2 separate regions of the Homo sapiens genome follow, and region 2 is linked to region 1. Evidence: read pairs that join two places in POLR2A ChIA-PET (ENCODE). Cell type or tissue: GM12878. All regions are shown on one strand.

Evidence for each region. ChIA-PET counts read pairs that join two places held together with the same protein. Peaks named below come from ENCODE experiments on the same cell type or tissue, not always from the same donor. Only the 100,000 strongest peaks of a DNase experiment are listed, where the experiment ranks them.
Region 2: POLR2A ChIA-PET joins it to region 1 with 5 read pairs; 2 of 35 experiments call an interaction of 5 or more read pairs at or near these places.

Annotation. Positions count from the first base shown.
Region 1 is chr2:113,691,556-113,695,555 of GRCh38, forward strand. The region is part of intron 1 of LINC02936 (long intergenic non-protein coding RNA 2936); the gene reads right to left. Among named protein-coding and RNA genes, the nearest start is that of LINC02936, 11 kb to the right of the region's middle. RefSeq lists enhancers at 1,886-1,975, 2,416-2,545, 3,806-3,855. In GM12878, no CTCF peak of the experiment used is centred here; DNase peaks (open chromatin) are centred at 1,316 and 2,206; H3K4me3 peaks cover 702 bases; H3K27ac peaks cover 2,301 bases.
Region 2 is chr2:113,949,388-113,953,387 of GRCh38, forward strand. ACTR3 (actin related protein 3) reads left to right here. Exons shown (of 12, transcript NM_005721.5): 9 at 2,092-2,184; 10 at 2,333-2,458. Among named protein-coding and RNA genes, the nearest start is that of LINC01191, 28 kb to the right of the region's middle. In GM12878, no CTCF peak of the experiment used is centred here; no DNase peak of the experiment used is centred here.

The sequences.
Region 1 (4,000 bases):
CTTAGCTCCCACTGGTAAGCGAGAACATGCAATATTTGGCTTTCTATTCCTGAGTTATTTCACTTAGAATTATGGCCGCCGGCTCCATCAAAGTTGCTGCAGAAAACATTATTTTATTCTTGCTTATGGCTGAGTCGTATTTATGGTATATATATACCTTATTTTCCTTATCCACTTATTGGTTGATGAGCACTTAGGTTAGTTCCTTATCTTTGCAGTTGTGAATTGTGCTGCAATGAATATATGCATGCAGGTGTCTTTTTTATAATGATTTTTTTTCCTTTGGGTAGATACTCAGAAATGGGATTGTTGGATCGAATGGTAGCTCTACTTTTAATTTTTAAAGAAATCTCCATACTGTTTTCTATAGAGGTTGTACTAATTTACATTCCCACCAGCAGATATACACAAAAATTAATTTAAATGGACCATAAGCTTCCATGTAAGAACTAAAACTATAAAACTTCTTTAAAAGATAGAAGAAAAATCTTTGTGGCCTTGAATTAGGTAAAAAAAAGATTTTTAGATTTGACATCAAAAATATGATTCATAAAAGAAAATATTGATAAATTATACTTCAACAAAATTTAAAACTTTTCTTCTTCAAAAGACAGCATTAAGAAAGTAAACAGATAAACTATACACTTGGAGAAAATATTTGCAAATGGTTTATTTGATCAAGGATTTATATACAGATAATGCAAAGAATTTGAACAGCTCAATAGTTAGAAGCTAATTAAAAATGTGTAAAGGATTTTAGTAGACATATCACCTAAGAAGATATATAAATGGCTAACACATGAAAAATGTTCCAAATAATTAATCATTAGGGAAATGCAACTAAAACCAGAATAACGTACATTCAGTTCATACCCACTAAAATGCCTATAATTAAGAGATTGACAATACCAAGTATTGACAAGTATGTGTTGGTAAGATTTTAAAATGACATAGTCATTTGGAAAATAGTTTGAAAGTGTGTTAAAAAGTTAAACCTGTACTTAACAAACGATCCATCAATTTCACTCCTAAGTATCTATGAAGAGAATTGAAGGTTTATGTCTACCTAAAAGCGTACATGGGGGTGTTTGAAGCCACATTATTCATAATAAGTAAAAACTGAAAATAATTCAAATATCCATTAACTGGTGCATAGATAAAGTAAACTATCCATTAACTGGTGCATAGTAGATCTGTACAATGGAATCCCTAGCAGCAGCGAACCAAGGCTTCAAAGTTCCCTAGTGGTTTCTTTGCCCTCACTGCTGCATGCCACAAAAAGACCATGCTATGAAAAGACCAACATCTCCAAGCATAGCTGTAGATGACTTTGCTTTCACTTCTGGTTACAACTGAACTTACTCATTCTTTGTCTTCTAAAGAAGCCATTCATTTCTTGAGAACTTTTCTGGTGTTTGGTTCCAGAATCTGTCTTTTAGATGACAATTTTTTTTCTTCAGAGTTAGACACAGACTCCATGGCATTTTACTATATTTATAGCGTATTTTTATTATAGTTATGAAATCAGTTTTTTTCTTTTTAATGGAGTTCTTTTTCAAGTTTGATTTTTTCTTTTTTCTTTTCTTTTTTTTTTGTGTGTGTGTTTGTTTGTTGAGACAGGGTTTCACTCTGTCACCTAGGCTGGAGTGCAGTGGCATGACCTCAGCTCACTGCAACCTCCACCTCCTGGGTTCAAGCCATTCTCCTACCTTAGCCTCCAGAGTAGCTGGGACTAGAGGTAGGCACCACTACGCCTGGCTAATTTTTGTATTTTTTTGTAGAGACAGGGTTTCACCATGTTGGTCAGGCTGGTCTTGAACCCCTGACCTCAAGTGATCCACCCACCTTGGCCTTCCAAAATGCTGGGATTACAGGCGTGAGCTACTATGCCCAGCCCCGAATTTGATTTTATTATACCAATATTATCTTCTCCCCCTCCCACAGTTCCCCAAACACTTCTCTACACACTCTGGTCTGGCACAGTTTCAAATTTGTGGAGTTGATATCTGGGGCTCCTACTGGAAGGAGGATAAAAACAGAAGGAATTTGGCACGGGGCTCCTCCATCTTCCACGCATGCGGCATTTGTTCTGAGAATGTCAGCTCCCTCACAGTGCATGTCAGAATGGCATGCCAGCATGGGCCTCTGGTCTAGCACACAGAAAGGGTGAAGAGTACACATGGTGACCATTGTCACTTTGCAGATTTCCTGCCTCCCACTCACATGTCTGAGACCAGTTTTGCTACTGTTGCACCGCTAACCACAGAAGCCAGAAAGGGAAACGACTTTCTTTCTTTTCTTCTTTTTTTTTTTTTTTTTTTGAGATGGAGTCTCACTTTGTCGCCAGGCTGGAGTGCAGTGGCACGATCTCGGCTCACCGCAACCTCCAACTCCCTGGTTCAAGCTATTCTCCTGCCTCAGCCTCCCAAGTAGCTGGGATTACAGGCATGCACCACCACACCCAGCTAATTTGTGTATTTTTAGTAGAGACAGGATTTCACCACGTTGGCCAGGCTGGTCTTGATCTCCTGACTGTGTGATCCACCCGCCTTGGCCTGTCAAAGTGATGAGATTACAGGCGTGAGCCACTGAGCCCAGCCAGGGAAAATAAGTTTTCAATAGAGAATTTTCTATTAAGGAAGAGAGTGTTCTTTCAGCAAAGACAGGCTTTAGCCACACCTGTTTTTATAAGGATTTGAGGGGAGGGAAATATGCCAAGAGACAACTTCAGAAGTTTATAAAGACAAGAGCGACCTCTCCAAAACAGCTAGGAGAGTGGGTCTTTAGTGGTGAGGTCTTCATCTCTGTCTGATCTCTCTAGGCTGAAGGAAAGATGTGAATTTGCTGTGAAGGGATATTCTCCTCAAGGACACTTACCATCTGTTTCCTGGGGATAGGAAGGTAAGTCATCAGTGTCAAGAACCTTACTGGTAAAACAATAAAACAATGTATTCATTCGGATTTGTGCTCTTTAAGTGAGAGGGGTTCTAGAACAGCCTTTCTGTCTGGACCCCTTGATGGTAAACCATCCCGTGTGAGGTCTGCTCTTTACTGTGTGGACGAGGCCAGGGCTGTTATTTGACATCCGTGGCCACAGCCCACAGTCTAACGTCGGCCAGCTCCGGTGTGATTGTACTTAGTACATCAGTAGTCATGAGAAAACTGGCTAAGAAAACACAGAGCTTCAACTGGAACAAAATATTATACGTGCAACACCCATGACCGTGTGGCTGTTTTATCCCCATTGCTCCTTTCTTTTCTGCAGAAGGTTCTTTTTAAATTTTAACGTATATTTGTCCAATTGTTTGGTAATGCATTTCCATGTTTTCAGAAATAGTGAATCAAATCTGGACTGGAACAACACTCCCTCACTTACCTCCTGCACCCAGCGCCTGCCTCGCTGTGGGAATGCCCCATCCTTGGTGTCTTAAAATTTGCAGAGCTTCTTTACTTGTACATAAGACATGTGCATATACAGAGCAAAAATTCTGCATGACCTCACTTACGTGTGGACTCTAAAAATGTCACACTCACAGAAGTGGAGAGTAGAATGATGGTTACCAGAGGCTGGAGGGAGGGGCGGGCAGGGAAAGGGGAGAGGTTGGTCAATGGGTACAAAGTTATCATCAGTTAGAAGGATTAAGTTCTGGTGCTCTATTGCACCGCGTGATGACTATAGTTAATACTAATGTATTGTGTATTTGAAAAGACCTGAAGGAGAGGATTTTCAATGTTCTCACCACAAAGAAATGGTAACTATCGGAGGTGATGGATATGCTAATTAGCCTGGTTGTATCATTCCCCAGTGCATATGTGTATCAAAGCATCACACTGTATCCCATAAATACATGCAATTATTTTTTAATTAAATTTTTTTTAAAACTTAGGCCAGGCTTGGTGGCTCATGCCTATAATCCCAGCACTTTGGGAGGCTGAGGAGGGGGGATCATTTGAGGTCAGGAGTTTGAAACCAGCCTGACCAACACAGGGAAACCCCCTC
Region 2 (4,000 bases), 260 kb after region 1:
AAAAAAGAAAAAAAAAAAGAAAAAATTGACACATGCCTAATAATTATCAATACAGTTATAGACTCAGTTTAATAAATAAAGGAATAATGTCTCTCAACTAGGACAACCTAATGATAAAAATGAATGGCTGAGGAGATATACAATACTTGTTTGTTTTTCACTAATTAGAGCTAGATTTTGATTATTTATTTAGAGACAGAGTCTCTCTCTGTCACCCAGGCTGGAGTGCAGTGGTGTGATCATAACTCAGTGTAACCTCGAATTCCTAGGGTCAAGCAATCCTTTTTCCTCAGCCCTCTCAAGTAGCTGGAACTACAGGTGTGTGCCACCATGCCTAGCTAGTTTTTAAATTTTTTGTAGAGACAGGGTCTCGCTATGTTGCCCAGGCTGGTGTCAAACTCTGGGTCTCAAGCAATGGTCCTGCCTTGGCCTCCCAAAGCACTGGGATTATAGGTGTGAGTCACCATGCCCAGCTTCAAGTTGTTTTTTGTTTTTGTTTAAGTTAGTTTTTTAAAAAGTATGTTTTTCTTGAGTGCCAGCTGTTTGGAAATAGTAAGTTTATTTTGACTATGGTATATCATCGTTTGAATATATAGCTGATGTTTGTTATTCAAAGTAGATGTGCCAAAAAGTTCTTGAGAGCGCTGAATTAGTGAACACTGAGCTAGCTATTGCTCCTAGGGGAAATACAGTATTAGGTTTCTTTGAGCCTCTGGTAACATTTTTGTTATCCCATTAACATATACCCTTGTTTCATGTGTGTTTCTTTTTAAAGGCACTGCATTTAGTATATCATTTTAGTATATTCATTTATATTCAATAGCACTAGAACACATGTCTGAACAAAGCTATCTAACTTGCTTTTTCTCTGTAAGACACATCACAGCCTCCTTGTGTTTACTAGCCAGCACTTGAGCAGTATGCTTGGGGGCCATTTTAAATAATGAAATCACTAACAAAAATATGAAAACCGTGCCACTAAATAGAACTGTGAAAAGGACACTTGTTTATAGTATGAGAGCTGAAACTAGATAGCAGAGTATCATCTTGTTCAACCTCAATGGGGAATGTGCACATCAGTGGACTCAAATTTTTGTTGCTCTACACGTGCATGTCCATGAATAACCATATTTTGATTTGGGGAGTAACAAATATGTTTTAGCGATTAGGTAAATTCACAAATATGGAATCATGAATAATGAGATTAGACTACATTTATTTATTTCATCCCCTATTGATGGACTTAACGGGTTTTTCCTCTTAGAAACAAGGCTATAGTAAATATGCATATGTAATAGCATACATGTTTGGGGAGTTTCTTCAGAGTTTGTTGTAAGAAGTGGAGTTACTGGTATGTGCATTTAAAATTTTATTAGCTATTTGTATTAGTCCGTTTTCATACTGCTAATAAAGACATACCTGAGACTGGGCAATTTATAAAAGAAAGAGGTTTAATTGGACTTATGGTTCCACGTGGCTGGGGAAGCCTCACAATCATGGCAGAAGGCAAGGAGGAGCAAGTCCTGTCTTACATGATGGCAGCAGGCAAAGAGAGAATGAGGAAGACGCAAAAGCAGAAATCCCTGATAAAACCATCAGACCTTGTGCAACTTATTCACTCCATGAGAACAGTATGGGGGAAACCACCCTCATGATTCAATTCTCTCTCACCAGGTCCCTCCCACAACACGTGGAAATTATGGGAGTACAATTCAAGATGAGATTTGGGTGGGGACACAGAGCCAGACCATGTCACTATGTTACTATTGCCAAATTATTCTCCATAGTGGTTACATCAGTGTATACTCTCACAGCGTTATATGAAAGTTTCCATTTACCCAGATTTTTGCCAGCTCATAGTATATGTATGACTTTACATGTTTGCTATTCTGATAGTTATAAAATGGTATATATCATCATAATTTTGAGTTTTCTCTGATTTCAGTGTCTTCAATCTGAATCTGTTAGAGACCAGTATTAGTGGTTTCTAAAAGGCCTTTTGTTTTTGAACTGAAAACTTTGTTTAACCTTTTATTGTGATATTTGTCAGTAGTGATATGATCTCTATTATATATCCAACTTATTTTTCAGTTTGCTAATCCAGACTTTACACAACCTATCTCAGAAGTTGTAGATGAAGTAATTCAGAATTGTCCTATTGATGTCAGACGTCCTCTCTACAAGGTATTTATAGCAAAATTGTTATTCAAGGTCTTACTTTAAAAAAACTTAAACACCTCTCATAAAAAGGATATAATAGCATTTCAGTACTATATATTATATCTTTAAACTTTTCTCTTTTTAAATATTATATTTATTTTCTCTCCACTAGAATATTGTCCTCTCTGGAGGTTCAACCATGTTCAGGGACTTTGGACGTCGCTTGCAAAGAGATTTGAAAAGAACTGTAGATGCCCGGCTGAAATTAAGTGAGGAATTGAGTGGTGGTAGATTGAAGGTTGGTTTTCCCAATTATTGGTGAGAAGGTTGAGGGTGCCTTCCTTGATTAGGATGAGAAATATTTGCCAGCATTCACTCTGATTTAGAAAAATAAGAGGAACCTGTCAGGTATTCTAATGGAAATGGTTAATGTTATAGATTTATGTCTGTGATATTCTGGATCATTTGATTCTTCTAGGATATTGTCTGTATTTCTGGAAAATAATTCTTAGTAATACCTGTGGAAAGACTTTTTTTTTAAATACCTCTCTCATAGATAATTAATATAGTAGATTTCTTTGCATACACCAACAATCAAATTAATTATGGATCCACAAAATGTTTTATACTATAGAAGGACAGCAAAGCTGAGTTGAGATTGATGCCATTGTTGAGTAGTCAAGCCTGCTCTCAAAAACTGACTTTAGCTCCCACATAGCAACCTCAAAGTGTGCAGTCAAATCGGTGGTTTAATAAAGTAACCTTTGTATTACATGTCCTGGACCTTTAGGCTTGAGGTTAAAAAAAATCAAAATTAATTTAAAATTCTTAGATGTCTACTTTCTATATTTAGAGATAGATTCTTCATTTTTTTCATCCTTGTTAAATATTGAAGCAGAACGTTGATTTAGAGGAATGATATGGCTTTTTTCAAAGCTGTTTGAAAAAAGGTATTTCATGTGAATAAAATACCTTCTGCTTGGAAGATTACCAAGAATGAGGACTTTATCTGAGACTTCCATAATCATTCAGAATTACTTAAAAGTAAAGCACAGCACTCTAGGGTTTGCTGATTGTTGAGAAATTGCATGATGGCTGACTGTTGTCAGTGCCTATATTTTGATTATCTTGAGTAAACCTATCCCTAGGAATGCAGTAAAAAGTATATGTTTTGGGTGGAAGGCAAAATATTGAACTCTGTCCCTATAATGTCATGACTTCACACTTCAGGAAGTCTACTCAATAGACTTTTAAAATGTTGTGTTTGCTTTTGCATCCCCTTCCCAACCAACCAAACCACCAGCCCACCCCCATTCATCCATTCATTTGCCCATCCGTCTACTCCCCTTACCCACATATCTATCTACCCTACCTCCTACCTAAAAAAGAAGTCATTGGGTTTTGCAAGTATAAATTCTCTGTACTGAGAATCCTACTAACCACATTGATTATGTGAATGAACATAGTGCATGTTCTGGTTTTTTTGTTAGAATACTTAAAAGATTGAAGTTGATTGTCCTAATGGTATGGTTATGGATGTATTAAAGTAGCTGTTTAGTTTTTAATAACTCATTACAGATATATAAGTACAAAACAATGCTGTATGTTTCTGAGTATAGTATTTTAAAAAAGTGAGATTGTTTAACATTTTTAAGCTCTTTTTACACTTGTAAATAAGAAATAAATTTACCCAGTGATCAGTACCGTATCGACATATTGAAAGAAACAGATTGGGTGTCCCTTTTTTGAATTGCTTCATACCAGAAGTGTTGCAGGTTTTGAGTTTTTCTGGATTTTGGAGTATTTGCATTATATACTGGTTCAACATCCTTAATCCAAA